2 separate regions of the Homo sapiens genome follow, and region 2 is linked to region 1. A link is a loop called in an ENCODE intact Hi-C map of the cell type or tissue named here. Cell type or tissue: gastrocnemius medialis. All regions are shown on one strand. Links, peaks and the distances in the headings refer to the core of each region. The heading gives the core; the rest is flanking DNA.

Region 1 (16,697 bases), core at 2,862-10,861:
GAATTCCTACATCCCCGGGCTCTTGTGTGAGTGCCCGTGTGTGGAAGGCAGCTGCTCTGTGGGTGGTAAGATACTGTGTTGCCAGGGTCAGAGGCATCCAGGTTTGGTTCTTAAGTCTGCCACCAGCTAGCCGTGTGACCTTGGGCAAAGGACCAAATTGCTCTACATTTGAGCTTTCCCATGTGAAAAATGAGGGTAATTGAGCCAGAGTTATGGGATATGGAGGGATAGCCTTAGGTCCATTAAGTATTTAATGCAGCGCACAGCTCCCAGGAAAGGGCAGCTATTCACAGTGACCATAGCAGTTTAGGTGCTCGCTGGTCCAGCAGAGGAGGCTGGCCTCTCCTCAAGCTGGGCCGGAGCTGGGCCCCGTTCTTCAGTAGGTAATTCAATTAGGTCATGGGAGGGAGACAAAGAAGGTCACTTGAGGCTGGAGGGCACTCAGCTGAACCCTCACTCCCAGAAGATTGGCAGCCAGGGCTCACAGCAGCCAGGGCTTACCTGGCCTGGCCCCATGGACCATCTGCTGCAGAGTTCCAGGGAAGGGTTCCGTGGGGTGAAGCGGGCCAATGACCCAGTTCATTCATGGGACCGTTATGTGAGCTCTCAGGCAGATCACTTCCCCTGTCTAGTCCTCCCTCAATCTCCTGGTCTCTGAAACCAGGTTTGTTGGTACTCAGAGTTCCTGCCCTGGGCCACTGTTCATTGAACCCATGATCTGACATGTGATCCCCAAGTTCCTGTCTTTCCGGTGTGAGTTAACTTTAGTTCTTCCTTTAAAACAGAATGAAAACAACACAAGGCCTTATTCTTTTTTTTTTTTTTTTTTTTTTTTTTTTTTTTGAGACGAAGTTTTGCTCTTGCTGCCCAGGCTGGAGTGCAATGGCGTGATCTTGGCTCACCGCAACCTCCACCTCCCAGGTTCAAGTGATTCTCTTGCCTCAGCCTCCTGAGTAGCTGGGATTATAGGCATGTGCCACCACGCTCGGCTAATTTTTTATTTTTAGTAGAGATGGGGTTTCTCCATGTTGGTGAGGCCGGTCTCAAACTCTTGACCTCAGGTGATCCGCCTCCCAAAGTGCTGGGCCTCCCAGCACTCGGCCTCCCAAAGTGCCGAGATTTCAGGCATGAGCTACCACGCCTGGCCAAGTCCTTATTCTTAGAGCTGAGAGAAAGAGAACTGCACGCAGTGGTGGGGAGCTGGCTTCCCCAGTAAACACAGAGTCAGCCAGGGCTTTCCCTGGGGGCCTTGAGAAGAACAGCAAGCGAGGGAGGGTGTGGTCTGTGGGCCATATGCAGAGCGGTAAGCGGCCCTACAGCGGCCCTGCATGTGGGGAAGGGGCGATTGGAACAGAGGTGAGCAGGAGCAGGCCTACCTTTGCATGGGCACTGTGCCCCTGAGGGTGGGGATATGAACTGCTCTTGAGGTCGAGGGTCTTTTTTGAGAACTTGTGCAGACCAAAATTCCTTTTGTGAAACCAGTCACCTCTTCCTATTGTATCTATTTAGTCACTATTTAGTCACCTAGGAGAACAAAACAACTAAAACAGCACCTCAGCGTGAATTCACAGAAACCTATTAATATAGATGGAACTGACGCTGTTTTTTTTTTTTTTCTTTTTTTTTGGGAGACCTGGTCTTACTCTGTTACCACCCAGGCTGGAGTGCAGTGGTGCAATCTCACCCTTGACCTCCCAAGTTCAAGCAGTCCTCCCACCTCGGCCTCCCTGGTAGCTGGGAATACAGGCATTTTTTTTTTTACAGCTAATTTTTTTAGAAAACCTTTTTTTTTTTTTTTTTTTTAAGAGATGGGGGTCTTGCTATGTTGCCCAGGCTGGTCTTGAACGCCTGGGCTCAAGCAATCCTCCTGCCTCAGCCTCCCAAATTGCTGTGAGCCACTGTTCTCAGCCTGAGGCTGGTATTAATGTGGGAAACAATACCCTTAGAAGTCAGACTTAGTAGTCAAGGTGAGAGAAGGGGTGAGCTGTGAAGTGCAGTGTGGAGGAGAGAGGGGAGCTCCAGCAGTGGTTTTGTTGAGTGTCCTTAAGGTAGACTTTTCTCACCTGTCCCATGTGGCCCCACAGGATGAGCGGACTGTCATGGAAAGCTGTTAGGCAGGGGCTGGAATGTCTGTTGGGAATGCTGGATGGGGCATCGGCCTCTGGGCTTGTTCTGCTCTGACCATAGGCAAATGCCCCTGTATAGAGCTTGACCCATGCACCTGGGCCAGGCTGAGCTTTTCTTGGCCCACATTTGCTCTGAATGCCTTTGGATTGAATCACACCCAGAAGTGTGCCTGGGGGTAGCTAGAAGGACCCAGGCAAGCACTGTCCTGGTCTTGAATCCTGGGGAGTCACTCATGCCTGCTCTGTGCCTACTGAGGGCCAAGCCCTCCTCGTTGTTGGGCTGCAACTCTGAACAAAACAGGTAACATCTCTGGCCTCAGAAGGGCTTAGCTGGGGAGACACAATAGAGAGACAGCCCCTGTGGTCTGGGATCAGTGCCGCGAAGAAAATCAACAGAGGAGGTCACACATGGAGGATGGGGAGCAGTTCCACTCAGGGTGGTAAAAGGAGGCCTTGAACGCAGTGAGGGAGGAGCCAGGAATGGATATGGAGGAAGAGCATTGCCGGCTGAGGGAACAGTGTCCAGGCTCTGAGGCAGGGGTGATTTTGATGACTTCAAGAAACAAGAATGTCAGGGTGGCCCAGGGAGTGGCGTTGGAGCAGGGAGGTGGGAAGGAGATGCCGTGGGAGATGTGTGTGAAGCCTGGCTGCAGAGGCCCTTGGGGGCCATGGGAGAGACCGTGCATTTTCTTCTAGGTCTGCGTGGGAAGTCACTGCAGAGTTTCGAGGAGGGGAGTTCCCAGCTCTGTATTTTTGAAGGGTCAGTCTTGTTGCTTGGACCAGTGAGGAGCCCCGTGGGATCCAGACTCGAGTGGGTGGAGCCGGGGCAGGTGGGAGCAGAGACACTGGAGGAAAGCTGGTCGAATGCACTGTGTATTTGGAGGCAGAACCAGCAGAGGGTCCTCTGGGTTGAGTGTAGGGCAAAAGAGAAAGAAGGCACCAAGCCTGGGGTCTGGGTTTTCTCTCTTACACTTGCTGGGTGGACGGTGGTGCCACTGAATGAGACGGAGAAGAGTTGGGGGGAGCTCGGTTGGGGTTGGGGGACCAAGGCTGCGTAGTGGGGCACAGTAAGAGTAAAATATCGTTAGCTGTCTTAGGAGGACAAGTAAAGTAGACATTAGGGTATTTGACCGGGGGCATGGCCAGGACTGGACATCTGAGTGTGTCACTCAGCAATGTTTAGATGGTATTTAAGCCTTGTGAATTATGAGATCATCGAGAGGGCTCAGGGCAGGGTGAAGGAGCTAGGACTGTGAGTGAGGCCCACCAGCATCTAGAGGGGTCTGAAGGAGGAGGAGGAGGAAGAGCAGGGAGGAAGGCAGTCAGGGGCATATGCTTGGGGTCCCCGAAGCAGGGTGTGTCAGTGGAATGGTTGGAGGAGGAGAGAATGACCAGCTGTGACCAATGAGGTCAGATACCATGAGGAAAAGTCTTGGCCTCCAGCTTTGGCAAGAGGGAGGCAGGTCCCTGGGGGCCTTGAATAAGATGGGTGGGGATGGAGCCTGCAGGATTCGGCAGGTGGTGACCAGTCACCTTCAGGTTGCTCAGCATGCCAGTGTAAGACACCTGGGGAGGGAAAGGAAGCGGTCATGCATTCTATCAGGAAAACCCTTCCCAGCTAGTCAGTTCAGGGGGAGGACTGAGAAGCGGGAAAAGGGTGTGGTGTGATATGGTAGAAAGGGCTCTACCCCCTTGGCTTGGTGCTGTATCCAGTACTTGAGACGGTATCTGGCACTCGGGATGTACTCCGTGAATATTTGTTGAATGAATGAGTGAGGAGTGAATGAATGAACTGAGACTTGTGATTCAGCCCTTCTCCCCACTGCCTGACATTTTGGTCTTGGCCCTCCCTGGGCCCCAGTGCTCTGCTTTTGTAAAATGGAGGGATTGGTTCTTGGTGGGGGTTCTTTACTTAGTGTTCACAGACCATTGTGGGAGCCAGCAGTGGGAAGCTGTGACCCCTCTAAAATTTCATGCAAAATACTGGGCATGTGTGCATTTTCTGAAAGTGATCTGTGATCCAGAAGAGGTTGGATCACAGATCACTTTCAGGTTGGATGAGACTTCCTGGGGCTTTCCTTGAGCCCTTTCTTTCCATTCTAGCCCCTGGGGCTAGTTACTGAGTAAAATAGGTAGAAGTGGCTCAAGGCTTGAGATCACCGGTAGTCATAGAGAAGCGTGGTCCTGTTATTTATCGTGAGATGGTGATAAATGGCAGTGAAATGCCAGTGTGGTGTAAAGTAGTCACAGAAAAACAGGAGGCAGCTTTATTAACAGAGCCCACGTTGTGTTTTGTTGTATATGGAAAAGCCCTCCCTGGTTCAGGAACCTGTGTGATGTATTTGGGTGGGCGCCTTTCTGTTGTGGTGCACATGGGGTATGGGTTCCTGCAGGTGGGAAGTTGGGGTTGGGGGTGGTGCTCCTCTGGGGCGAGCTCATTGCTTAGAGCAAGCCTATTTTCATTCTCTAGCTAAAAGCCCAGCCTTTCCTGAGCATAGATGCGCCCCCTGCTCATTGTAGTTAACAGTAGGGAGGAGGCTCAGCCCTGGCCAGTGAATGGCCTGGGCCACTGGATAGCTGCTTATCTGTGCCTGGAGTCTATCTCCAGGGCTGGAGAGCTGGGGTGTGTGGCAGAGATGCTGGGCTGTTTCCCCCTGTCCTCACCCTGTGGTGGTGCCTGGTCCTATGCAGTCTCATCCTGTGTTGGGAACCTCTGAGGGGACCTGGGTCAGCCCTCCCAAGGGGTGATGTCTTCGTATACACCAGATAGTGCACTGAAATGAGTTCAGGGTTGCAGAAAGGGGAAGAAGCAGCACAGCCTGATGTCTGTGACCCATAGTCTCTCCAGGGTGGAGTCCGCTCTGAGATCTTTTCCTCTTCCTTCCCTGGGGCATAGGGTCATCTGAGGTTGAAGGAGTTTGTCCAGATATTCAGGAAGGTAGGTTCAGGTTATCTGTCATCTGCGGGGCCTGAGGGGCCATGTGGGATGTGAGCTAGGAGCATGCCCTACCTGGCAGTGTGGACTTTGCTCTGTGAAGCATGTTCACAGTGCTGGTTTCCAACCTAACTTCCTTCTCTCTTTCCTCTGCCCCGCTTAGTTGGCTGGAGTTGTCTTCCTTGGAGTCGGGCTGTGGGCATGGAGCGAAAAGGTAGGTGTAACTGTCGCAGGACACTGAGCTTCAGGCAGCCAAAACCAGATTCGTTGGACTTCATTTTCCCTCCTCCAATCTGTTCCCTGACAACAAGCATTTCTTGTGCAGTGTCAAGGTGTATAATTGTCAATCTTTACAGACACAGCTCTTGCGTACTCTGCCCACATGATAGTATTGGCTGCTGGAGGTATGGGCTGGGCTGGTTGGGTTTTGAGCCCTGTGGATGTGGAGAGCTCAGCTCTTGTATGCAGCTGTGCCCAGAGCAGGCTTGGGCAATCCAGCTTCCTGACCCTGTCTGTGCCTCTGGGAGCAAGCGGGCAGGTCCCTGAATACAGGCATGCTTATTGTGGAAGCCCTTATCCTCCAGGATGAGAAAGAGCAGGCAGCAGGGAGCGGGGCTGGGTGACATGCCCCCAGGGTGCCCTGTGGGGCAGGGGTGGGCCTTTAAGCACCTCTGGGCCTCCTTGCCCAGCCTCAGGAGGAGAGGGGAGGAGTGGAGACCTGGCTCCTACTGTCGGGAAGGACATGGTGCAGTTGCGGCTCCAGGAAGGGGATGAGACTGGATATGGGCAGGGTGGGGCTGTGCTGCTGCTTGTTGCCCTGTGGCAGGGGTGCTGGGGAGGCAGTGAGGGCTGAAAAAGGCCAGGGAGGGAAGAGGGGAGGGGAGGGAAGCAGTAAGGTGGAGCAGGCCTGGCCAGAAAGAGCCAGGAATAAAGCTTCCTCTAGTGTCTTGAGCCTAGGCCTTCTTCCTTCAGTGGAACCTCCCTTTGCTTCCAGCAGGAGGAGGCAGGAGAACCTAGGTCTACAGGCTTTCCTGCCATGGTCTTAGGGACTGGATAAGGCCCACCTTCAGGTTTGGGCACCTTCCAAGTGGCCTGTGAACCCCTAAAGGGCAAGAGCTGGGGTACGATGTCCCTTTGCCCCAGTGACCCAGAAGCAGGTTCAATCTGTGCCTCACAGCACCACCGTGTGGCTTCCCCTGGGACTGCAGCCGCCTAACTGGGTGTGGCCCTGAGTGTGGAGCTGGCTACTACAATTCCTTTGAATCTGTCGATCTAAAATAAGTGAAAAGGCCAGAACCTAGTTTAGAGAGAGTTTATTCAAGCACACATGTTGAGGACAGGCCTACCCAGGAAGCACAAATTCCAAAGAATGGAAGTCAGCCTTCCTGTTCGAAATGTAGGAGCTTGGGATCATTTATCCAGCCAAAGCCAGACAGAGACTCTGTTGCCCAGGCCGGAGCGCAGTGGCTGGATCTTGGCTCACTGCAACCTCCGCCTCCCTGGTTCAAGAGATTCTTGTGCCTCACCCTCCCAAATAGCTGGGATTACAGGCATGTGCCACCATGCCTGGCTAATTTTTGTATTTTTAGGTAGAGATGGGGTTTTGCCATGTTGGCCAGGCAGGTCTTGAGCTCCTGGCCTCAAGTGATCTGCCCTCCTCGGCCTCCCAAAGTGCTGGGATTACAGACGTGAGCCGCCATGCCCAGACACCTATGTATGTCTTGATGCTTAGTCACAATGTTCTGATTAGTTGAGGCGGTCTTTTTCTTTCAGGAAAGGTATGTTTAACATTCCACACTGAAGATGTAATTGTCCCTGGGTCTTAGATGATATCTGATCTGAGTTAGTAAAGAACAATGAAGGAAGCAGTTAAACTATAACAGAGATCAGTGACTGGAAGGGGGGCTGTGGTCTCTCCGGTCCCTTAGTTCAACCATAATCTAAGAAACAGAATTGCAAACATGCTACATGACTCAGTCTCCAGGGCTTAGCTTCCCCCTTGGCGTTTTACAAACCCTATGGAACTGCTCTGCCCATTGTGTGACTGTGTTTATATTTAAATTGAAATTGAATATAAATTAAAATTCAGTCCTTCTGTCTCATTAGCCACATTTCAAGTGCTCCACGATACCTGTGGCCAGACAGTGGGGGTATAGTCTAAAACACCTCCATTGGTGTAGAAACTTCTATGGACAGCATTGCTTTGGCCTGCCCTTGGGCGTGTTTTCTACTAGAGTGTTCATATTGAGGCTGTTTTCATCTCAGAAGAGTAGTGTTCTTCATTAATTAGGTGCCAAATTGGGGGACTAACAAGGTCAGCCACCTGGGTGACCAGTTTGACCACAGGCCACAGGGCCCCGTTTCCCTCCAGGCCTGGAATAGGCACCCCACAGGCTGCAGAAGAAGCCTGGTGGCTGCCTAGGAGGAACTTGTAGCGTAGGTGGAGGCCAGGAACACTTTCTGGGACCTGAGGTGGGCAGGGATCGCCTGGTCGGAGGGGCCCCTAAGGGCATGGATGGGGCCGGACTCTGGCCTGGCTGTCAACAAGAGGGCTGAGCCTGGGGAAGCAAGTCCCTGTTTTCAGTACCACCTGCATCCCCCAGGGCAGCATCCTTGACTCCCCTTCTGGGCCAGTGCTGCCCTGCTTTCTCTGTCTCTTTCAGGGTGTGCTGTCCGACCTCACCAAAGTGACCCGGATGCATGGAATCGACCCTGTGGTGCTGGTCCTGATGGTGGGCGTGGTGATGTTCACCCTGGGGTTCGCCGGCTGCGTGGGGGCTCTGCGGGAGAATATCTGCTTGCTCAACTTTGTGAGTGGCCACAGAGACAAGAGTGGGATAGGATGCAATGGGGTACAGGCTCTGCTGGGCAGGATTATATGTTACCTGGTCAGAGCAGGTGGCAGCTCTTAGGAGCCTCCCCTAGGCCCCTGCCTGGGAGCAGGAGGCAGCCATTTGCACTCTACTGTCTAGAGAAGCTGGTTCCTCCCAGCAGGAGAATTAGGTACCCTCTGGTTTTTAGCCCTGGGTGGGAGGAGCCAGCTGCCTATAGGCCAGCTCTACTCCCCGCTCCTTTGCCTTTTATCTTCCTTCAGAAATTCTAAAAGAATTGTTTGTCTGCTACTGTCCTTTGCCCTTCCTGGCTAAGATCAAAAGATGTTGCAAGTAACCTTAAATCATTTCCCTCCTCCAAGGATGTGTGAGTCTGTTGGATGTACAAGTCAGAATCCCAAATTTCCTGGCAGAACTGCAGATTACTAAGAGTTTAGTTTTATATTTAGATACAAATTCATGTTTAGATTTATTCAGTTAAATAACACCTGGTGGGGAAAACACATTATCATATTTTGCAGTATATTGTTTGTTGACTTCATTAGATCAAGCTTTCTTTTTCTTGGACATAATTTTAAAAGCAAAACTATGGGCTTTTTGTCCTAATTTTTTCTCTGGAAAAAAAAAAGAAAAGCTATGTTTAGCATCTTGCTTTTATATGAACAGAGATTACGTTTTGGCAGGCCTTGTGTGCATATGTGTGTTTCCTTTTTCTTTTCTTTTCTTTTTTTTTTTTTTGATACCGAGTCTCGCTCTGTTGCCCAGGCTGGAGTGCAGTGGCGTGATCTCGGCTAACTGCAAGCTCCGCCTCCCGGGTTCACACCATTCTCCTGCCTCAGCCTCCCGAGTAGCTGGGACTACAGGCGCCCGCTACCATGCCTGGCTAATTTTTTTTTGTATTTTTAGTAGAGACGGGGTTTCACCGTGTTAGCCAGGATGGTCTCCATCTCCTGACCTTGTGATCCTCTCGCCTCGGCCTCCCAAAGTGCTGGGATTACAGGCGTGAACCACCGCGCCCGGCCGTGTGTATGCTTTTTCTTACTTTGAAAGATTACTCCAAATTGGCCGGTTGTGGCAAGCTGCTTAGTGTCTTATATGGCCAGTGATAATGTCTGTGAGAGCGCAGACTGCAGGCTGGGAGTCTGCCCTGATGGGATGTGGACCTGTGGCTGCACTGGCCCCTTGCAGAATGCCACCACTGCTTGTGGCCTGGGGCAGCTGAGCTTCTGGAGGGGTCTTTATGCTGACGATCATATACTTTCATGCAGAGTTGGTACAGATAACATTGGCACTTCCAGAATTGTAAAGAGCCCTGCAGGGAACTCACATGTCCTGCATGAACTATGTGACCTCAGGCAAGCTATGTACCTCGTGACATAGCCATAGTTTCCTCATCCCTAAAGTGAGGTAACAGATACGTAGGCACTCGATGGTTTTGTGTGTGTAGTGGGGAGTCATCAGATAATGTCTTGGGCACAGTGTCTGTCCTAAAGGAGCCGACACCCCAGGATGCCACCCTGGAGGGTCCAGGTGGAACTGCTGGGGTAGGACAGCCATTCATTCCTGTGATAGGGGTCTCCTCCTTGTCCAGGGAGGAGGGCTGCTTCATAGCAAGTGATTGACACATTGGCTTGGAGCTTTCTCACACTTTTTCACGCATTTGAGTGTTATCAGCAATGCAGTGACATGGGTAGGGATAAATAGCCCCTTTTTACAGATGAAGCGAAGTTGTGCAGAGTCACCCAGCTAACTCTAAGTGTGGGGTTCTGGGGCCCCGATGTGGGACTCTCAGGTGCAGAGCCCACGCTCTGCTGAGGATGGTGGTTCTGGGTCAGGTGGGGTTATGTGTGTGGGGGTGCAGGCTGGTGGGGTGGTGACTTCTGCTCCCGTCCCCTTCCCCTGCAGTTCTGTGGCACCATCGTGCTCATCTTCTTCCTGGAGCTGGCTGTGGCCGTGCTGGCCTTCCTGTTCCAGGACTGGGTGAGGGACCGGTTCCGGGAGTTCTTCGAGAGCAACATCAAGTCCTACCGGGACGATATCGATCTGCAAAACCTCATCGACTCCCTTCAGAAAGCTGTAAGCACCTCCCCAGCGGGCCCCCGATAGAGCATGCACCTCCCTGTGCTGCCTGGAGCTGAGTCTAGCAGGGGCATCAGGCCTTCTCTGTGGGTTGTCTGCCTGCAGCTTGGCAGACAGCAGGGAGGCCGTGGAACAAGCCACTCCACCTCTGGTCTGTTCCACTTTGCCGGCTTGTGGTTGCCTGGTGGGCCAGCCCTTTCCCATTGGGATTGGGCAGGCAAGTCCAGCTGTACCCGAGGCCACCCACCCCCCACGTGCCCGGCCCTCCTCTTTCGGCCCCAGATCTTTCCAATCCTGCCCAATAGCCATACCAGCTGCAATCCTCCTTAGGCGCTGCATACCGTAAGGCACAGCTTCTTCCCCCCGGCTCATGACTCACCATCTGACGCTATTCCTATCCCCTTCCTCCCCGGGACCTTTTCCCCTTCCTCCCTGGGACCTTTTCCCCTTCCTGTTTAAGAAGCCAGGGCTGCCTGGAGGAAGCTTTGTCAGATCTAGTGGAATGTGACCTCCCTGGAATATGTGCCCAGGGGTTTGTCTAAGCAGTTCCAGGCTATGGCCTTTACTCCATCTGGTCCCCATCCCTCTTATCTCTCTCATGTGTGGCTGCACCTGGACGCTTGGACCATAGCTGTCACAGCCCCCTGGGGAGGAACCCACTCCTTGGCCATGTCAGCCTGTGCAATGCAAGGCTCTTGTTTGATCTGTGTGCTGACAGAAAGCCCAGCTTCCTTAAGAACTTTTCATGTGGAACACTTTGGTTTTGAGAAGAAAATAAATCAGAAACCATTAAAAATCTATGATTCACTCTCATTATTAACCAAAACTTGTTCACCTTTATTTCATGTATTATGGGATCCAGCAAAACCCATTTATGGGACCAAAGACCCTGCCTGTATTGTTATTACTAATGTGTATTAGTCTGTGAAAGTCACCAAATCCCCGCCATGTTTTGATGCCTCTCCTTTCTTTTCTGTTCAGTGCCACCGTCCTTTTTTCATTTTCACGTAGCCTTGGCTTGCCTGGTCTCAGCATGCTAGGTTGCGGTTCATCCCTGCATTGCCTTAAAAACATAGTTTTCTGCATTGACTTCTTTTTCTTTTAAAAATAAAACTTCTGGCCGGGCGCGGTGACTCACGCCTGTAATCCCAGCACTTTGGGAGGCTGAGGCGGGTGGATCACAAGGTCAGGAGATCGAGACCATCCTGGCTAACATGGTGAAACCCCATCTCTACTAAAAATACAAAAAATTAGTGGGGTGTGGCGGTGGGCACCTGTAGTCCCAGCTACTCGGGAGGCTGAGGCAGGAGAATGGTGTGAACCCGGGAGGCGGAACTGGCAGTGAGCCGAGATCACGCCACTGCAGTCCAGCCTGGTCAACAGAGCAAGACTCCGTCTCAAAAAAAAGATAAAATAAATAAATTAAAACAAAACAAAACAAAACTTCCCAGGGGAGGGATTCAGTAAATTACAGAGCTTCCTTGGAGTGAAATTTCAGGTAATCACTAAAGCAAGTGGAACCGTGGAGGTGTGGGGGAGACAATTTTACCTGAGAAGTAAGCAAAACAAAATAACCAACCAGAAATCACTGTTGTCATTTGTTGTGATTATTGCCATAACCATGTCAGCTGTAAGGGCAAATGCAAAGAAGTTTTTTAGGGGAAAAGACACTGTCAACTTCACAATGATGCTTTCAGTGTTTGGATTTTACACACTTTTTAGTCAAATAAGGATTTTCTTTGTAGCCACACCAGATGCGAGGAAGGGGAGGGCAGAGGCCCCAGGTGTGGGGCAGAGCTTTGATTGTGTTACCTTTCACCTTCATCGGACCTCTTTTCCTCAGGAGCAGACACTTAGCAGCTGTTTTTTGTAAAGGGGTGAAAAGGGGAATTCACTTGCAAGTTTCTCAGGGAGGAAGAACACTGCACACTAGGAAGTGTTCTCTTGTGGCAAGTAGAGGACCACACCAAGGTGCCGAGGGGGCCACAAAGGAGAGGACGCCACTCTCCTGTCTGAGGAGGCTGGAAGGAGGCGTCTCCTTTGAGGAGGCTGGGAAGAAGAGCAAGCTCCCTGCTAAGGAGGGCCAGGGCTGGGTATGTTGTGCCTGGCAGTGGGGCCAGAGGGCTCCACTGAGCCAGCCATGTGGGTTGGACAGAGGAGGCACCGTGGCCCGGAGATACCTTCACTGCCATTTCCTTTTTGTTATTATTTTCTTTAACACATCAAAAGGGCAGGTCCTCTCTCTCTCTCTCTCTCTCTCTCTCTCTCTCTCTCTCTCTCTCTCTCTCTCTCTCTCTCCCCTTTTTTCTTTCTCTCCTTTTCTCTTTCTCTCTCTCTTTCCTTTCTTTCTTTCTGATTGGGGGTGGGGGTCTTGCTGTGTTGCCCAGACTTGTTTCCAACTCCTGGGCTCAAACCATCTTCCCACCTCAACCTCCCGAGTCACTGAGGTTACAGGCCTGAGCTACTACGCCTAGCTGTTTTCTTCTTAAAGGGCTGCCTGGGTTGCCAGCTTAGCATCTCTGCACATGGGAGGTAGGGGGCGGGCCTTGATTTCTCTGCATGGTAGATGCCGGCAGACTTAGCCTGGCATCACTATGAATGATGCCCTATGCTGGGCAGCCATGGCCCTGTCTTGGAGCCCCTAACAGTTCTGGCTTTTGTGGTTGCAGAACCAGTGCTGTGGCGCATATGGCCCTGAAGACTGGGACCTCAACGTCTACTTCAATTGCAGCGGTGCCAGCTACAGCCGAGAGAAGTGCGGGGTCCCCTTCTCCTGCTGCGTGCCAGATCCTGCGGTGAGTTGGCTTGTGCTGGGGCACAGGGAGCCCGCCCTTCCTGAAGCCCAGAAGCTTTCCTGACTCCTCCAGTGCTCTAGGATACTTCTCTGTCATGGAGGTCTGAGGAGCAGGTGTGCTTTCTCCACACCCTCCTCAAGGCTGCCTCAGCTCTGAAATCCGATATGTGTACATTCTAGGAACACTGCTTGCATGACCCACCCTGGCCTTGGTGTTCTGGGTGAGGCAGGAGAAAAACAGTATTATTTCTACCTGGAGGGCTGTCACTTGCAGCTGGCCAAGAGCTATGAGTGAAATAAGGCCCGCTTATCCCTCTTCCCTGTCCTTTTTCTGGAGCAGATTCCTAGAACTCAACAGTGCACGGGGGCTGTGGGTACACATCATTAACTGGGGAACAGTAGTGGAGAATTATTTTCTTTCTTTTTCTCTTTCTTTTATTTTTGAGACAGGGTCTTGCTGTGTCGCCCAGGCTGGAGTGTAGTGGCATGATCTTGGCTCACTGGAACCTCTGTCTCCTGGGTTCAAGCGATTCTCCTGCCTCAGCCTCCTGAGTAGCTGGGATTACAGGTGCACGCCACCACACCCGGCTAATTATTTTCTGTTTGTTGTTGTTGTTGTTGTTGTTGTTGTTTGGTTTTATTTTAGAGACAGTGTCTCACTCTGTCACTCAGGCTGGAGTGCAGTGGTGCGATCTCAGCTCACTGTACAACCATTGCTTCCCCGGGCTCAAGCAATTCTCCAGCCTCAACCTCCCAAGTAGCTGGGACCACAGGCTTGAGCACCACACCTGGCTAATTTTTGTATTTTTTGTAGAGATGGGGTTTCACCATGTTGCCCCGGCTGGTCTTAAACTCCTGGGCTCAAAGCGATCTGCCCATCTTAGCCTCCCAAAGTGCTGGGATTACAGGTGTGGGCCGCTGTGCCTGTCCTGTCCTTTCTTTACCTATTGGCATTCCCAATCCAAGGCCAACGTCCTTGGGTTCCAGAAGCTGGGTTCTTGGGGTGAACTGTGAAGGAGCTCTGAATTTTGCCTGAACTGAGCCTGAGTAGAACTGGGCCAGTTGCCAGCTCTCGGTGCAGTTATGCAAAGCCTGGTCCTGGGTTACAGGCTTTGAGAAGGCAGAGCATCACCACTATTATATGGGCAAGTTCTGCAGCCCAGGAGAGGCTCAGATTTGCTGAAGCTGCACAGCTCTTCTGAGGTCTCCACTGCGACTGTGAAATGTACCAGTCTTGTAAGTGTTGCTTTTAGCACATATAGTTCTTACCTCCAAGTATAGGTCTTACCTCCTAGCAAACTGTGGCCCCCAGGCCAAATCTGGCTTGCTATTTTTCCATGACCTGTGAGTTAAGAATGCATTCAGATGTTTTTAAATGGTTGGAAATAAATCAAAAGAAGAATAATATTTTGTGGTACGTGAAAATTATATGAAATTCAAATTTCAGTGTCCATAAAGTTTTCTTGAAATACAGCCATTCCTGTTTGTTTACAGATTGTCAGTGCCGGCTCTCATGCAACAAAAGCGGAATTGAGTCTGTGTCTGAAGTACTCACTCTCTAGCCCTTCACAGAGAAAGTTTGCCACCCTGTCCTGGTCTGAAGGATTAGTTGGTGGCATGATTGAAGGACATGAGCTGTAATGGAATTTGCACAAATGTTTGCTAGTGTTTGGTTGTGACTTTACTAGAGCCTCTTAGCACCAGCTTCTTGAGACGCCAGAAGCAACTAATTTTTCTGCTTTTCTTGCAGCAAAAAGTTGTGAACACACAGTGTGGATATGATGTCAGGATTCAGGTGAGAACTCCCATGTATACAACTTGAAGAGTTCTTTAGGTTTTATTCCCTGTGGTTCAACATTCTGATTTAGCACGAGTGCAAATTGAAGTGGGAAAACTCAGGGCAGTGAAGCTCTTGATGCCACCTAAGCTGAGCATAGGCACAGGGTCACATACACTGCTTCCTGAGCTGGCGGCAGGACTCCTGGGAGCAGTAATGGTGATTCTAAGCCTTGTGAGCTGCAGTCCCAACATCTAGGAGTTGCTGCATTTAAAGAGGTGGGATGGAAGTTTTGAGGGACAAAGACTGCATTTTTAGGAGGCTCCTTGGCATCCCAGAAGACGTCTCTCGTTAAGGGGACAGCTGCAGGAGTGTAGGTGCCTTGTTCTGGCCTCCGTGTGGAGGCAGTAGTGACAAAGAGGGAGGCAGGCCTGGGGCAGGGGCGAGGCTCTGTCCTCCAGGACTTCCTTTAGGCTGTAGGGAGTGTGCTCTTAGATGCAAAGAGAAGGAAGACCCCACCCCACTCCAGTCCTTGTTCTAGTGGTCTTTGGTGATATGAATGACTGCTGTTCTAAAAGGGAGGAGTCTCGAGGAATCTTCAGAGACCCCACCTGTTAGCCGTGGATATGAGGGATGTGTCCCTACAGCTTGGGGAACTGTCCTCCTTTAGGGACCTGCATTTCACAGGGAGAAAGTGCTGTAAACTGAATGTGTGTGTCTCTCCAAAATTCACATGTTGGAACTTAAACTCCAATGTGATGGTATTTAAGAGGTGGGGTCTTGGGGAGGGGATTGGGTCATGAGGGCAGAGTCCTTATGAGTGGGATGAGTGTCCTTATGTAAGAGGCCCAGAGAGCTTATTTGTCACTCCACTGTGTGAAGACACAGTGAGAGGGTGCCATCCATGAACCAGAAAGTGGGCCCTCATCCGACACTGAATTTGCCAGTGTCCTGATCTTGAACTTCCCGGCCTCCAGGACTGTGAGAAATAAATTTCTGTTGTTTATAAGCCACCTAATCTATAGTATTTTATTCTAGTTGCCTGAATGGACTAAGATAAGAACCTATATCAACATCAGCTTCCCTAATTATGATTTTTTTTGCCACTTATATTAATTTGCTAAGGCTGCTGTCACAACATACCACAGACAGAAATTTAAGCCACAGCAGGCATTTATTTTCTCACAGTTTGGAGGCTAGAAGTCCAAGATCAAGGTGCTGGCGAGGTGAGGTGGGTGCCTTCAGAGGGCTGTGATGGAAGGGTCTGTTCCAGGCCTCTCTCCTGGCTGCAGGTGGCTGTCCTCTCCCTGTGTCCTCACGTGGGCTCCCCTCTGTGCATGTCTGTGTCCTGATCTCCTCCTCTTAGCAGGATGCTCTTCATATTGGATTAGGGGGCACCCTGATGGCCTCATTTTAGCATAATTACCTCTGTAAAGAGCCTGTCTACAAATACAGTCACCTTCTGAAGTCCTGGGGGTTAGGACTTCAGTGTATGGATTTTGAGGACACAATTTAGCTCCTAACACCTCTAAAATTAGGGGCTAATACTCCATCATGTTGCCATGGAGGAGGCTGATAGGTGTGAGGGGGCTGGGGCCGATTGCCCTGTGTGGGGTGGGCAGGGCTGGGGTGTGTGCTGGGATGGTTACTGACACCCCACCGGGGTTAGCAGTGGAGGGAGCTGGTTGGCTGGCGACTGTTGCCTGCTGGCTCTGTCTCCTGGAGCTGAGCTTACTGGTGGGATGCCCGCTCCGAGAAGCACCCTTCTTCTCTTCTTAGGAGACTCTGGACCCCCTTCTCCAGGTTTCTCTCCCTTTAGAGGCACATTTTCCTCCAAGCCTTCAAGCCCCTTCTCTTTCTCCAGATGTGGATGGTGGGGAAGGGTATCTTGAGAAAGTTGGGCTTTAAATCTCTGGAGACCTGAAAGGAAACAGCCAGGGAGCCTTTGGTCAGACAGGTGGTGCGATGGCACAGTGCCCAGCGAGGGGCAGAGGCTGAGAGGAGCTGACGAGCATCTCCTGGAGAGTCCTCCTTGCCTGCCTCCTGGATCCCTCGTTCCCACCCTGCTTTGCCCTGCTCCTTACCAGAGCTCACTAGGGGATCAGGTGGGGACATCGTGTGTGCCAAAGGCTCAGACCCCTGTGGTGTTTTCCTG
Region 2 (16,697 bases), core at 3,123-11,122, 120 kb before region 1:
GATCAAGATGTTCAGAATGAAACCTCAAATGAAGCGAATTCTGAAGGATGTTGACTCAATGAGAAATGATAAAACTAAGCAAATCTTGAAATCAGGAGGAATTAAACCAATGTATAAGGGCAAGCCCCAGGGCGCAGTTTCTTAGGATTACTCTTCGGGAGTAGCCAAGCCTACCAGAGTGATTCCATAGGAAAATATTCTGAAGAACATGTCTTCAGTCATGTTGTATCCATTGCCAGATCCCTTCAAAACAAAATGTCAAAAGAATCCTCATCGCCACGAGTAAAGCTCCTAAATAAAGAACAAAATTCCCAGCATATGTCACCAAAAATAATAGTATGTATATCTAGTCAAATAATGCCATCTGGAGATTAAAAGTTTCAAGTATAAGATTCATCAGGATAAAAATCTTCCAAGCAATTATTTAGGAGAGGAATAAGTAATGAATACTTTGAGCCAGGGCAATTTTCCCCAGCAAATGCTGTCAGAAAATCTATGGAGAGGATGCAACTCAGTGAAGTTCCCTGGCAGACGCTATCCAAAGGAAGAAAATCTTTAGAGAAAGACAGCCAAGACAAAATGTCTTTGGAATCAGGAGCAGTTTGGAGCAAGGCTGAGTGGACACTGAGTTCATAAAGCCATATGCCTGCAGCCCATGAGGAAGAAATGTGCTGTGTTTTCTCTCTGGCAGAAATGACCTCTCTGGAGTTGAAGCCAGTGAGTGAACAGGTACCACGGAGAAGGAATAAAATTATCTAGCCACACTTCACAAGTTTCATCACAAGAGACAAGTTCCCTAGAGGCTCTTAGTAAAAATTGAGTTGCTCTGCCTGGAATTAAACCAAATTCCTTCCTGAAAGTGGTTATTCTATATTTAACTATAATTTTTCCACTATAGGGAAGTGATATTCTTAATTTTTTTAGAGACAGGCTGGAGTGCAGTAGGTGATCGAGGCTTACTGCCGCCTCAACCTCCTCGGCTCAAGTGATCTTCCCACCTCAGATCCTCCAAGTAGCTGAGGACTGCAGGTGCACACCACCACATCCAACTAATAATATTCTTTAGACATGAAGAATGATGGCAAAACTATCTAAGGAGCTACTTTTCAACATATTGTCATTCAAAACTATAACAAAGTATCAGGTCTAAATATGCATCAAACTTTAGAAACTCCAGACAAAAAAGCAGTTGGCAACAAAGCTATCTAAAGAATAAATGAGAGGGTATAGCCCCTTCGCTCAATGAAGAATGGAGACAAAACAAGAATAAAAAACTGATGGACCAGGTGCAGTGGCTCACGCCTGTAATCCCAGCACTTTGGGAGGCTGAGGCGGGAGTTTGAAATCAGCCTGGCCAACATGGTGAAGCCCTGTCTCTACAAAAAATCCAAAAATTAACTGGGCATGGTGGCGCACGCCTGTAGTCCCAGCTACTCAGGAGGCTGAAGCAGGAGAGTTGCTTGAATCCCGGAGGTGGGGGTTGCAGTGAGCCAAGATCATGCCACTGCACTGCAGCCTAGGCAACAGAGCGAGACTCTGTCTCAAAAAAAATAAAAAGTAAAAAATCGAAACTTTTATTAGACTCAGCATCTACATGACTAGAAAGCAAGCTTCTCTTTTTAAAGGTATCTTTTCCTCCTGCCTAAATAGTATCCTTTAAGTACCTAAGGGAGAAGGAAAACATTGACATACCAGGAGGTTGCTGGGACCAACCTCGACCATCCGCCCTCACCGCTAGGGAGCAGTATCAGAGAGATGAGGGACAGATATGCAGGGGAGGAGCTCCAAGTTCGGTGAACTTTACTAAGCCCTGCCTGCTGACATTGCCTCTAAGGGTTTCCTTTTATATTACTGGCAGAATGAACTTCAGAATCTTGTGGTTTTCTACCCCAGCTTCCAATCTGCTTAGCATCTGACCTTTTCTTAAAACAAAGATCTAAACATTTCCTAAAACAACCTCCCAGAACAAAAGCAAGAACGCACAAACATGGACTGACAATTTTGAGGGCTGATTACAAAAAGAGTGCTTTGATTTGGTACAGTCATACCTCGGAGATACTGCAAGTTCACTGCAATGAAGCAAATAAGGCAATAAAGCCAGTCACGCACAGTTTTTGGTTTCCCAGTGCATGTAAAAATTATGTTTATGCTATATTGTAGTCTATTAAGCGTGCAATAGCATTATGTCTTCAAAAAAATATGCATATGTAATTTTAAAATACTTTTTTTGCTAAAAAATGCTAACAATCATGTGAATCTTCTCCGAATTGTAAATCTTTTTGCTGGTGGTGGGTCTTGCCTTAACATTGATGGTTGCTGACTGATCAGGGTGGTAGTTGCTGAAGGCTGGGGTGGCTATGGCAATTTCTTAAGAGAACAGTGAAGTTTGCCACATTTCATCCACAGTAGAACTTCTTTCAAAATTGGAGTCAATCCTTTCGAACACTGCCACTGCTTTATCAACTAAGTTTGTGGAATAGTGAAAATCTTTGTTGTCATTTCAACAGTGATCACAATGTTCATGAATCATAAATGTTCTGGATGGCATGTAGAATGGCGAAAACTTTCCAGAGGTTTTTAATTTACTTTGCTTGGATCTATAAGAGGAATCACTATCCATGGAAGCTATAGCCTTACAAAATGTATTTCTTAAATAATAAGACTTGAAAGTCAAAATTACTCCTTGATCCATGGGCTACAGAATGGATGTTGTGTTAGCAGGCGTAGAAACAACATTTACCTCCTTATACATTTTCACCAGCGCTCTCAGGTGATGAGAGGCATTGTCAGTGAGCAGTAATATTTTGAAATAAATCTTTTTGGCTGGGTACAGTGGCTCACACCTGTAATACCAGCACTTTGAGAGACTGAAGTGGGTGGATCACCTGAGGTCAGGAGTTCGAGACCAGCCTGACCAGGAGTTCGAGACCATGGTGAAACCCTGTCTCTAGTAAAAATACAAAAATATTAGCTGGGCATGGTGGCACATGCCTATAATCCCAGCTACTCAGGAGACTGAGTAAGGAGAATCATTTGAACCCGGGAGGCGGAGGTTGTAGTGAGCCAGGATGGTGCCATTGCACTCCAGCCTGGGCAACAAGAGTGAAACTCAGTCTCAAAAAAAGAAAAAAAAGAAAGAAATCTTTTCATCTGAGCGGTATGTCTCAAAAGTGGGCTTAAAACATTCAGCAAACCATGCTATAAACAGATGTGCTATCCAGGCTTTGTTGTTCCACTGATAAACACAGGCAGAGTAGATCTAGCATCATTCTTAAGGCCCCTAGGATTTTCAGAATGATAAATGAGTGTTGGCTTCAACTTAACATCACCAGATGCATTAGACTCTAACAAGAGAGTCAGCCTGTCCTTTGAAGCTTTGAAGCCAGGCATTGACTTCTCCTCCGTAGCCATGAAAGTCTTGGACGGCATCTTCTTCTTATAGAAGGCTATTTCATCTACATTGAAAATCTGTTGTTTAGTGTAGCCACCATCATCAATTATCCCAGGATAATTATTTTCAATTATTTTCTGGATAGCTTGCTGCAGCTTCTATATCAGCACTTGCTGCTTCACTCTGCACTTTTATGTTATGGAGATGGCCTCTTTCCATAAACCAGCCTCTGCTAGCTTCAAACTTTTCTTCTGCAGCTTATTCATCTCTCTCAGCCTTTACAGAATTGAAGAGAGGTAGAGCCTTGCTCTGGACTAGGCTTTGGCTTAAGGGAATATTGTGGTTGGTTTGATCTTCCATCCAGACCACTAAAGCTTTCTCCATATTCGCTTTCTTATCATTTGTGTGTTTACTGGAGCAGCACTTTTACTTTCCTTCCATAAACTTTCCTTTGCATTCACAACTTGGCTGTTTGGCACAAGAGGCGTAGCTTTCGGCCTGTCTTGGCTTTCGACATGCCTTCCTCACTAAGCCTAACCATTACTACTTTTTTTTTTTTTTTTTTGAGACAGGGTCTCGCTCTGTGGCCCAGGCTAGAGTGCAGTGGGGTGATCTCAGCTCACTGCAACCTCCACCTCCCAGGTTCAAGCAAGCAATTCTTGTGCCTCAGCCTCCTGAGTAGCTGGGACTACAGGCACCACCACGTCCAGCTAATTTTTATATGTTTAGTAGCCACAGGGTTTCACCATGTTGGTCAGGCTAGTCTCGAACTCCTGGCCTCAAGTGATCTGCCTGCCTTGGCCTCCCAAAGTGCTGGGATTACAAGCGTGAGTCACCATGCCCAGCCCATAACTAGCTCTTGACTTAAAGTGAGAAACACGTGACTCTTCTTTTCACTTGAACATTTAGAGGCCATTGTACAGTTATTAATTGGCCTAATTTCAATATTGTTGTGTCTTGGGGAATAGGAAGGCATGAGGAGAGGGAGAGAGATGAAGGAATGGTGTGTTGGTGGAGCAGTCAGAACATACACAGTATTTGTTGATTGAGTTCACCGTCACACACACAGTATTTATTGGTTGAGTTCACCATCTTATATGGGTGTAATTGTAGATAATTACAAAGTAACATCAGAGATCACTGATTGTAGATTCCTATAACAGATATAATAATAATGAACGAGTCTGAAATATTGTGGGAATTATCAAAATATAACACAGAGACACAAAGTGGGCACATGCTGTTGGAAAAAAATGGCACCCATAGATTTGCACAACACAGGGTTGCCACAGACCTTAATATTTATTTATTTATTTATTTATTTATTTATTTATTTATTTATTTTATTGAGGTGGAGTCTCACTCTGTCGCCCAGGCTGGAATGCAGTGGTGCTATCTCAGCTCACTGCAACCTCTGCCTGCCAAGTTCAAGTGATTCTGTTGCCTCAGCCTCCCTAGTAGCTGGGATTACAGGCATGCGCTACCACACCCTGCTAATTTTTTTTTTTTTTTGAGACAGAGTCTTGCTGTGTTGCCCAGGCTGGAGTACAGTGGCATGATCTCGGCTCACTGCAACCTCCACCTCTGGGTTCAAGCAATTCTCGTGCCTCAGCCTCCCGAGTAGCTGGGATTACAGGCATGCACCATCACGCCTGGCTAATTTTTTGTATTTTTAGTAGAGACAAGGTTTCACCATGTTGGCCAGGCTGGTCTTGAACTCCTGAGCTCAGACAATCCGCCTGCCTCAGCCTCCCAAATTGCTAGGATTACGGGCATGAGCCACTGTGCCCGGCCAGACCTTTAATATTTAAACAAAATGCAGTATCTGCAAAACAGAGCAAAGCAAAACACAATACAATGAGGTATGTCTGCGCTTAATTTCTTACACAAATCAGATAGGTAGGTAGATAGAACAAACGACATTACTGGGATTCATCATGGAAATGTTCCACTATGGCCATTATGTATCCATTAAAAGCAATAATGTAGAAAGATACAAATTTATAATATCAGGGTGTGTGTTTGTGTGTACTGGTGTGTCTATCCACAGAGAACTATCTGGAAAGATGGTCATTTGAGGACAGGATTACTATTGAATTTGTATTTTGTCATGCTTTTCTGTATCATAAAATTTTTTATAAAGATCATGAATCCCATATAAAATAAAAATATGTTTTTTCATTTGGGAAAAATTAATTTTTTAAGCAAAACTTATCAATATGAATCTGGACAGCTCAACTTCTTCATTTTCAAAAGTAGGAAATGTATATTTGTCACTCTGGCTTTCATCGTGACTGTTAACATGGTGTGCTAGAGTCCCATCTAATAGTTTTTGTGTTTCAACAGGATTCTTCCTTGCCAGCCTCCAGGATGGAAGAGTAATGGAGGGAACTCTCTGGTTATTTTCTCTACCTGTCCTCACTCTAGGAGGAAAATTGACCTCTCTGGTTGTTGAGATTGTTAGGTGACTGCAAATCTTGGGGTTGCATTCATATGCTGGGCAGAGTAAATGTATTAAAAGTAACACTTTTGTGTTTCTTTTTTTTTTTCTCTCCTTGGTCTCTTAAACCTGCTGGTATTTGTGAGGCTCACATTTGCAGCTTCTGTATCTACAATTTGATGGGAAAGTCAGTCTCCTGGAGGGAAATGAGAGACACTACCACATTCTTCGGTTTATCTGATTATCTAACTGAATATAATTCTAAATAAACTATTACTCTACTCAAATGCAGGAAGGAGAACCTATTGAAACTGTTCTCTTGTCATAAAATTGCCCTCGGGTTCATTATTGTAATTACCATTACCATTGCTCATGGCTATATTATGATCACGAATATAACAGTCATTAGCTAAATGCTTCTGACTTTCCTTCCAGGCATAGACCTTCATCACGCATCTCAAACTCAGGAAGTCAGTCTCTGGTTCTCCCACCCATGAACATCCATCTCCAACTTCCACTACTCCCTGTGACACTTAAATGAGATAATTCACATAGAGCACATAGAATTAGCATGCCTGGACCACAGGGACTCCCGATGGCATCAGCATTGGCTGCTGCTGCTGTCATGATTGTTGTTGCTGTGCTAGACCTGTGTAATTTTAAAGTTGTAGTTGTCGCTGCTAAGGGACAATTTCCTGCCACCTCTACTGTTTTTTTCTCTGCATTAACAAAAGCCCCAGCTGGTTTTCCTCCCACAGCCATGTGGTGGCACCAGCACTTCACAAATTTTCATCTGAAATAGGTAGTTTTTTTTGTTTGTTTTTGTTTTTTTGTTTTGGGGCAGATTCTCACTCTGTTGCCCAGGCTGGAGTGCAATGGCGTGATCTCGGCTCACTGGAACCTCCACCCCCTGGATTCAAGTGATTCTCCTGCCTCAGCCTCCTGAGTAGCTGAGATTACAGGCACCCGCCACCACGCCCGGCAAATTTTTGTATTTTTAGTAGAGAAGGGGTTTCACCTTGTTAGTCAGGCTGATCTCGAACTCCTGACCTCAGGTGATCCACTCACCTCGGCCTCCCAAAGTGCTGAGATTACAGGTGTGAGCCACTACACCTGGCCTTTTGCTTGTTTTTTAAATTGACAAATAAAAACTATACGTATATGTATATATATATATATAATGTACAATATGTTTAACATGTGCATTACCTAACATACTTATCATTTTTTGTGGCATGCACACTAAAAATGTTAACCATTTTCAAGTGTACAATACATTGTTTTTAACTTTAGTCACCACGTTGTACAACAAATCTCTGAATTTATTCTCCAATCTAACTGAAATTTTATATCCATTGACCAACATCTTCCCAACCTCCACTCCCATCCCAGCCCCTGGTAACTACCATTTGAAATGGATGGTTATTAATTGCAGCAGGACTTTCAGCAGGGATCCTGAGGTCAGGTCCATGTTTCTGCTTATACAAAGAGTCAGCCTAGACAATCAGATCTTCCATAACCTGTAGAAATGTTTCCTTTTTGTGTTTCTTTTTATGGGGATTTACTTAGTACTTAATCTTGTGTAAATCACCCCTGCTTTGGCCTCCATATTTCTCAATAATTATGCTAAGATAGTCTAAGTAAACCAAGGGGCAACTTGAAAATAATAATGGTTATGTATTGAGCACTTACCAGACACAGCCATCCCTCTGGAGCTTACAGAGTAGCTGGAAAGAGAGATAATAAGCAATAGAACAAATAAATTTGAAGTACTATATGAAAATAAGTCCAGAGTGTGGTAAGTACTATGAAGAAAATAAAGGGCCACAGGGAGAAGCCACATTGTTTCACGGTTAGGTCTATATTCATTTTGAGTTAATTTTTGTGAAAGGTGCAAGGTGTGTATTTAGGTTCATTTTTTACATCTGTGCATCCAATTGTTTACCACTATTTGTTGAAAAGATCAGGCCGGGCGTGGTGGCTCACGCCTGTAATCCCAGCACTTTGGGAGGCTGAGGCGGGCGGATCAGGAGGTCAGGAGATCGAGACCATCCTGGCTAACACGGTGAAACCCCATCTCTACTAAAAATACAAAAAATTAGCCGGGCGTGGTGGCAGGCGCCTGTAGTCCCAGCTACTCAGGAGGCTGAGGCAGGAGAATGGCGTCAACCTGGGAGGCGGAGTTTGCAGTGAGCCGAGATCGTGCCACCGCACTCCAGCCTGGGTGACAGAGCAAGACTCCATCTCAAAAAAAAAAAAAAAAAGAAAGAAAGAAAAGAAAAGATCATCCTTTCTGCAGTGAATGGCCTTTGTGCATTTGTCAAGGATCAGTCGACCATATTTTTGTGACCTATATATCTATTTAACCAATACCACACTGTCTTGATTACTATAGCTTCATGTAATCCTTGAAATTGGTGGTATTATGGGAGGCTGAGGCAGGAGAATGGCGTGAACCTGGGAGGCGGAGCTTGCAGTGAGCTGAGATCACGCCACTGCACTCCAGCCTGGGCTACAGAGCAAGACTCTGCCTCAAAACAAAAAAAAAAAAAAGAAAAAAGAAAAAAAAAAGAAATTGGTGGTATTACTACTTCAACTTTTTTCTTCTTCAGTGTTGTGTTGGTTATTTGAAGTCTTTTCCTTTCATATAAACTTTAGAATCTATTTGTTGATATCTACAAAATAGCTTTCTGGGATTCTGATTGGGATTGCATTGAATCTATAGTTCAAGTTGGGAATAATTAATATTTTAATAATATTGAGTCTTTCTTTGTTCCCTTTTTTTTTTTTTTTTTGATACAAGGCCCAGGCTGGAGTGCAGTAGTACGATCATAGTTGACTGAAGCCTCAAACTCTCGGCTTCAAGTGATCCTCCCACCTCAGCCTCCTGAGTAGTTGGAACTACGACTGGCTAATTTTTCAATTTTTTAGAGATGGAGTCTCACATTGTTTCACAGCCTGGTCTCCAATTCCTGGCTTCAAGCAATCCTCCCACTTTGGCCTCCCAAAAGTTTGGGATTACAGGCATGAGCCATTGCACCAGGCCTTCTTTCTTTTTTCAGAGACAGGGTCTTGTTCTGTTGCCCTAGCTGGAGTGCAGCGGTATGATCATAGCTCACTGCAGCCTCAAACTCCTGGGCTCAACAGATTCTCCTGCCTCAGCCTCCCGAGTAGTTGGGACTCCAGGCATGAGCCACCACACCCAGCTAATTTTTCAATTTCTTAGATACGGAGTCTCACTATGTTACCCAGGCTGGTCTCGAACTCCTGGCCTCAAGTAATCCTCCCACTTCAGACTCCTGAGTAGCTGGGATTACAGCCAAAAGCCACAGTGCCTGGCTTGTTACTGTTTTAATCCATGAGACGGAAATAGGTCTCCATTTATTTAAACCATCTTTGACTTAGTTCATCAGTATTTTGTACTTTTGCACATGTAGATCCTATACATATTTTGTTAGATTTTTATACTTAAGTATTTTTGGTGCAATTATAAATGGAATTTTTTATTTCAAATTCCATTTGTACATGGCTGGTATATAAAAAAGCAATCTTTTGTATATTCACCTTGCTGTACTCACTTATTAGTTTCAAGAGTTTTTTTGTTTTTGTGTTTGGTAGATTCTTCAAGATTTTTTTCATAGACAATCATGTCATCTGCAAATAAAGACAGTTTGTCTCTCCAATTTAAATATGTATTCATTTTATTTTCTTTTTCTTTCTTATTGCAGTAGCTAGGACTTTCAGTATAATGTCGAATAGGAGTGATGAGAAGGATATCCTTGCCTTGATCCAGATACTATAGAGAAAGCATTCATTCTATTTGCTACTTTTTTGTGGAGGACTTTTGTGTCTATGTTCATAAAAGATATTGGGCTATAGTTGGCTATATTGGCTATAGTTTTCCTTTCTTGTAAAGTCTTTATTTAGTCTTTATTTAGTTTGGCTAGTAAGATAATGCTGGCATGACTTTCTCAAGTATTTCTCCATACTCCCCTGGCTGCAACACTTCTAGCTTATTTTCCTGAAGTCTTGATTCCTGTTGACTATGTTTTTCCCCCTTAAGTGAGACAGAAAGGTTAGAGGAAACTAATGTTTCTTCTAACGTTATGGAATGTTAGAATGTTCTTTTCCCAACTGAGTGGAATGAATGTTCTTTTCCCAACTGAGATCAGCCTCTGCCAGAGTCTTTTCCTCTGAAGATTAGATCTCTGTTATGTAAAATATTCTGGGCATATTTCACGGGCATTACTCTTCTTCTCCACTTCAAGAACCACTAAACCATAAGGGGAACTTCCTCAAGTCTTCACCAGCGGTACCTTGTGTGTTTCTTGAAAATAAAGTCCATGAAAGTGTGGGGGCCAGCCGGGCGCGGTGGCTCATGCCTGTAATCCCAGCACTTTGGGAGGCCGAGGCGGGGCGATCACGAGGTCAGGAGATCGAGACCATCCTGGCTAACATGGTGAAACTCCGTCTCTACTAAAAATACAAAGAATTAGCTGGGTCTGGTGGCAGGCGCCTGTAGTCCCAGCTACTCAGGAGGCTGAGGCAGGAGAATGGCGTGAACCCGGGAGGCGGAGCTTGCAGTGAGCCGAGATCGCGCCACTGCACTCCAGCCTGGGTGACAGAGCAAGACTCCGTCTCAGAGGAAAAAAAAAAAGTGTGGGGGCCACCACTAAGACTGCAGCTGTAGATGTTTGTCCTTCTCACACTAATCCACACACTACCTGCAGTAATTCATCAGAATTACTACAGATGCTTCTGGACTCATGATGCCGTTATGTCCCAATAAACCCATCATCAGTTGAAAATATCGTAAGTTGAAGATGTATTTTATACATCTAATCTACCAAACATCACAACTTAGCCTACACTACTTTAAGTATGTTCAGAACACTTACATTAGCCCAGCACTGCAAGAGAGCATTGTGCCACATATCACTGGCCCTAGAAAAGATCAAAATTCAAAGTATGGTTTCTACTGAATGTGTGTCATTTTCACACCATTATAAAATCAAAAAATTGTAAGTTGAACCATTGTAAGTTCGGACCATCCGTTCTGAGGCATCACTGAGCTGGCTTCTGCTCCAGGTAAGGAGATCTCAGCTGGACTTCTTGGAAGAGCCTTTCTCTCCAGAACCCAGATGGAGATTTGGCCTCCAAACCCAGTTTTCTGATAGATCCAGAGAAAGTCATTGATTTTCCAGTTTCCCGTATTTTTCTTGTAAGGATGAGAGCGCTTCTAACCTTTTCATATATCAGAATTGAAATCAGAAGTCCTCTAGAGAGACCACTTTAGATAGAAGGTCAGGGAACACTGAAAGTGACATTAGAATTGAGCTCCAAAAATAAGCAGGAACACAACAGCCCTGCCAGGCAGGTAATGGTACCATTTTACAGACAACAGTCCTAGGGCTAGAGAGAGAAAGTGATTTTGCCAAGAGTCAAAGCCCAAGGCTTTGAAAGGGCCCAGCCGGCTTCAAAGTCAATCCTTTCTTCATTCCACCAAGCAGCCTCAAACTCGTAATGCAAAGGGAGAGGCTGGAGGAGCCATCTGTCTATGGAAATGCTCAAATATATTCAGAGACTTTGAAATTGTGCCTTCTGGCTGGGCACGGTGGCTCATGCCTGTAATCCCAGCACTTTGGAAGGCCAAGGTGGGCAGATCACCTGAGGTCAGGAGCTCAAGACCAGTCTGACCAACATGGCGAAACCTCATCTCTACTAAAAAAAAAAATACAAAAATTAGCTGGGTGTGGTGGCGCATGCCTGTAACTCCAGCTACTCGAGGGGCTGAGACAGGAGAATTGCTTGAACCCAGGAGAGAGAGGTTGCAGGGAGCCAAGATCGTGCCACTGCACTCCAGCCTGGGCAACAGAGCAAGACTGTGTCTCAAAAACAATAACAACAAAAAGAAATTGTGTCTTCTTTTAGTTTTGCCTCAAATAAGCAAATTGAGTTTAAAGCTAAGCAAGTGTGTTATGGTGACTAGAGCTCTGGGCAGGGAGCCAGGAGACCTCAGCAGTAGCCTGGCTCTAGCAGGAGATTGCTGGTGACTTTGGGGAAGTGCTTACTCTCCCTGGGTTTTATTTTTTTCATCCTTAAAATAAGAAATCATAGACAAATCACAGGAAGTTTTTTTTGCATAGTTTTTTTCTTTTTTAACAGGAAGTTTTGAGTAGCCTGAGAACATTGAATTTTTCCATTGAATATCATTCTCCTTTGCTGTCTGTAGGCCGAAGAGAGTTAACTCTGCCTCAAGGGAGAGATTATCCATGTGAACCTCAGCTCTGGTTCAGGTTCTGATGAAGGGTTTAGAGCAAGTCAGATGAAATAGGGTGCAGACAAGGACAAGTTCTCCACCTTGCTGGCACCCTAAAGGTACAAATTTTCTGGACAAATCCTGGCCTCTGGCCCCAGGTAAAGCCTCAGCATAGGTGATATTGACCATTCTCATTGTTGATGTGCTCATGGCCTTATTTAATTCTTCTTCAGTGCTCATCTCACTGAGGACAGCTATAAAGATGAAGCCAGGGAAAGAACAGAAGCCACTGTGCAGATCATCTTGGATAGTCTAGGGGCTCATTAATTTGGCAGCCCCAGACTGGGTCTAACTGACAGCAGCCCACATTATGATGCTGGGCTAGGCTGTCTCGGGGAAGCCAGCTGTCTTCAGGCTTGCATGACCAGGTTCAGATTTGAGGTGGAAATTGCGCAAATGCAGTGATGCTCCGTATGTGTTTCACATGGCCACCCACACATCTCTTCATTCGGATGGAGACTGAATTAAAACTCCAACTCTACCTTTTCCTTGCTCTACGACCTTGACCAAGTCACTAATCTCTTTAAGCCTCCAGTTCTCCTCTTTAAGAGGATAGTAATGCTTTCCTTACAGAACTGATGTAAGGCTGGCAGATAATGTATGTAAAGCACTTAGCATGGTACAAGGCAGATCATGAGCATGTGGTCATTGGTAGTTACAGTCTTAACTATTACAACAATTAACTATTATAACAATTAAGTTAATAGTTATAACCATTTAGTACCTAGCCACTGAGTACTAAGCATGAGCTAGGTCCTATGCTTGGTTCTTCACATGAAAGAGAAATTAGTCCAATATAATCCCTGCCCTAAAGAAGCCTCTAATCCAATAAAAGAGCAAATCATATACTAAATAATTACACAAGTCTGATTGGCATCATGCTCCAGGAGAGGAATCACAGTCCTAAAATAATCCAAGGCAGGAGCATTTGCTGTGGATGTAGGAAAGGAGAATTAGGCTGGACTTTTGGATCTTACACAGGCAGGAGATGGAGGGGTAGAGGTCAAGCCCATGGACTCAGGATGGTGCAAAGAGAAGAGGACCCTACTACCCAGAGTTCCATTTACTAGTAAATTGGAGCACAGCCTACAGCCCAGTAGGAAGATCCATGCAATATCCTTATGCCTTTTGTAAGGGTATGTCCGTCTTCAAGACTTGCAGTGGCCAATAATGGGTCATGAAGGTACCTCCCTGAGGTCTCAGACTTCCTGTGAAAACAGAATTTGTGGAATCTTATCAGAGAACTTTCCAGGATGCCCCAGAGGAAGCCAAAGCACCTATGTCAGGTCTTGTGGCCTCCTGCATTCCATGACCACCCACAAGAGCACATTCAACAAACCCATCCTTAGCAGTTTCCTCACAATTACATTATTACCCAGACATGTACAAATCAATCTCCACACAGATACTTTCTAGCGGAGAAGGTCAGTGAAGCCTTTAAAAAGAGGTTGGCATTGAGCTGGATCTCAGTAGGATTTGGGGAAGATTCTCCAGGAAAGGGGAAGAGCAAAGCAAGGCAGAGACAGAGGCTGGAACAACAGACCACCTCTAGATCTGATAAGTGAGCCTATTCTGCTGGAGCAGAGGGCATCTCTGCCAGTGACAATGGCTCAAGTTTCCAAGTGCTTTAAAAGTGTATCAGGTTCTAGACTAAGATCTGGAAGGCATTAACTCATCAAACCCTCACAGACTGGATACTGTTATCTTCCCATTTTTCTTTTTCTTTTTTTTTTTTTTAGACAGAGTCTCACTCTGTCACCCAGGCTGAAGTGCAGTGGTGCAATCTCGGCTCACTGCAAGCTCTGCCTCCCGGGTTCACGTCTTTCTCCTGCCTCAGCCTCCCGAGTAGCTGGGACTACATGCGCCCGCCACCACGCCTGGCTAATTTTTTTTTTTTTTTTTTTGTATTTTTAGTAGAGATGGGGTTTCACCGTGTTAGCCAGGATGGTCTCAATCTCCTGACCTCGTGATCCACCCACCTCGGCCTCCCAAAGTGCTGGGATTACAGGAGTGAGCCACCGCGCCCCGCCATCTCCCCGTTTTTCTTAAAAGAAAGCTGAGGCTCAGTAAGATCAATGATTACCTAAGGCTACGGAGATAAAGCCTAAAGCAGAATTCAACCCTGACTGAAGTCCAAGCTTTAACCACTAAGCAATGTTAGTTTCCAATGAGAAACGATAGGAAAAGGAGATTAGGGTCAGGGCAGGTCACCTTGAGTAACTAGCAAAGAGCTTTGCATTCAGTGACACTAAAACTCTGCATCGAGAGTGTTTTGGAGGCCTCCAAGCTTGTAGTAGAATCTCCTTAAGCCTGAGCAGAAAGTTGCATGCAGACCCAGGCCAACAAACAACCCAACCTGGAGACCAGAAAAATTCTAATCTGAGATAAAGTAGTGTCTACTGGGAATGTGACTGCAGACCCCGGGCTTAGAAAGGTCTTTCCAGGTGCTAGGTGTGCTCATTTTACCATTCTTTTTCAACACTTTGGGCTTCTGTCATCTTCAAGACCCAAGGTGCCTGTCTCTGATCCAGGAGAAAAGTTCAAAAAAAGACCCAAGATGGCACTTGACTTGTTCTCATGGATATATATATTTGTTCCAGGCTGAGCACGGTGGCTCACGCCTGTAATCCCAACACTTTGGGAGACCAAGGCGGGCAGATCACTTGAGCCCAGGAGTTTGAGACCAGCCTGGCCAACATGGTGAAACCCCATCTCTATCAAAAATACAAAAAAAATTAGCTGTGGTGGTGCACGTCTGTAGCCCCACCTACTCCAGAGACTAAAGCAAGAGAATCCCTTGAGCCTGGGAGGCGGAGGTTGCAGTGATCCCAGATCGCACCACTGCACTCTAGTCTGGGCAGCAAAGGGAGACTCTGTCTAAAAATAAAAAAAAATTTAAAAATCTGCGTCCAGTAAAAATCAGCAACCCAGTGGCAGATGAGGGTATGGAAAAGAAGACAGAGAGAATGATGAGAATCTAGAGGCTCGCAGAGCCTCTCCCCACTGACCTGGCTTTGTTTGGGAGCAACATAGGGCCTTGGGTACCTCCTTTCCCTGCCAGAAGAGGAGAGGGAGCTCACCACAGCTGCTGGAGCACGATGAGCATCTGGCTGCGAATCAGGTCACCTTGAGGAAATGAATGATGACCTTGGACAAGTCTTTGTGCTATCTATAAAAGGATGGACCAGGTGATCCTGAAGACCCCTCAGCGTTTTGTTTGTTTGTTTAAATTTTTTATTGTGGTTAAAATAAACACATGATGGCTGGGCACAGTGGCTCATTCCTGTAGTCCCCACATTTTGGGAGGCCAAGGCAGAAGGATTGCTTGAGTCCAGAAGTTTGAGACCAGCCTGAGCAACATAGTAAGACCCTGTCTCTGCAAAAAGTTTAAAAAGTAGCCGGGCGTGGTGGCACATGCCTGAAGTCCCAGCTACTCAGAGAGGCAGAGGTGAGAGGATAGCTTGAGCCTGGGAGGTCGAGGTGGCAGTGAGCTATGATCATGTCACTGCCCTTCATCCAGCCTGGGCAACAGAGTGAGACCCTGTCTCAAAAAAACAAACAAAAACACATAAAATTGTTCCTAATCATATTTAAATGGTTACAGTTCAGTAATGTTAGATATGTTCTCATTGTTGTGCAACACATCTCCAAGTTTTTCGTGTTGCAAAACCGAAACTCTGTACTCATTAAACAACAATTCCCCATTTATCCCCTCCTCCCAGCCCCGGCAACTACTGTCTATTTTCTGTCTCTGTGATTGTTTTCTTTTTTTGAGACAGGGTCTCACCGTGTTGCTCAGGCTGGAGTGCAGTGGCGCAATCATGGTTCACTGCAGCCTCAAACTCCTGGGCTCAAGCTATCCTCCCACCTCAGCCTTCTGAGTAGTTAGGACTACAGGCATGCACCACAACACCCAGCTAATTTAAAAAAAAAAATCTGTAGAGATGGGGTCTCACTATATTGCCCAGGCTGGTCTCAACTTCCTGGCCTCTAGAAATTCTCCTGCCTTGGCCTCCCAAAGGACTGGGATTACAAGTGTGAGCCACCAATACCTGGCCTGATTTTGACTACTCTAGGTGCCTCATAAGATTCCACTCTAGGTGGACTCATACAGTATTTGCCTTTCTGTGATGAGCTTATTTCATTTAGCATAATGTTCTTATGATTCATCTATGTTGTAGTGTGTGTCAAAATTTCCTTCCTTTTTAAGGCTGAATAATATTCCATTTTGTGTGTGTGTGTGTGTGTGTGTGTGTGTGTGTGTGTGTAACATTTTGTTTATCCATTCATCTGTTGATAGATACTTGAGTTGCTTCCACCTCTTGGCTACTGTGAATAATGCTGCTATGAACATGGGTATGCAAATATCTCTTCGAGATCTGACTTGGCCTTTCAGGTTTAAAATGTAATGAATTTGTTTGCATATTTTAGTACTACTTATTTTTATTTTTATTATTATTATTATTTTTTTGAGACGGAGTCTCGCTCTGTTGCCCAGGCTGGAGTGCAGTGGCCTGATCTCAGCTCACTGCAAGCTCCTCCTCCCA

The links. Hi-C counts contacts between places; a loop is a spot of excess contacts. Peaks named below come from ENCODE experiments on the same cell type or tissue, not always from the same donor. Only the 100,000 strongest peaks of a DNase experiment are listed, where the experiment ranks them.
Region 2: a loop joins it to region 1, with 11 times the contacts of the local background. A loop is called at or near these places in 80 of 110 quality-filtered maps.

The regions. Positions count from the first base shown.
Region 1 is chr10:80,499,504-80,516,200 of GRCh38, forward strand. TSPAN14 (tetraspanin 14) reads left to right here. Exons shown (of 9, transcript NM_030927.4): 3 at 5,225-5,275; 4 at 7,725-7,871; 5 at 9,798-9,968; 6 at 12,641-12,766; 7 at 14,516-14,560. Among named protein-coding and RNA genes, the nearest start is that of TSPAN14-AS1, 28 kb to the right of the region's middle. RefSeq lists a silencer at 330-624. In gastrocnemius medialis, for the core only: a CTCF peak has its summit at 6,246; DNase peaks (open chromatin) are centred at 4,914, 6,243 and 10,384; H3K27ac peaks cover 7,918 bases.
Region 2 is chr10:80,376,633-80,393,329 of GRCh38, forward strand. No RefSeq gene overlaps it. Among named protein-coding and RNA genes, the nearest start is that of PRXL2A, 24 kb to the right of the region's middle. In gastrocnemius medialis, for the core only: a CTCF peak has its summit at 6,577; no DNase peak of the experiment used is centred there; H3K27ac peaks cover 986 bases.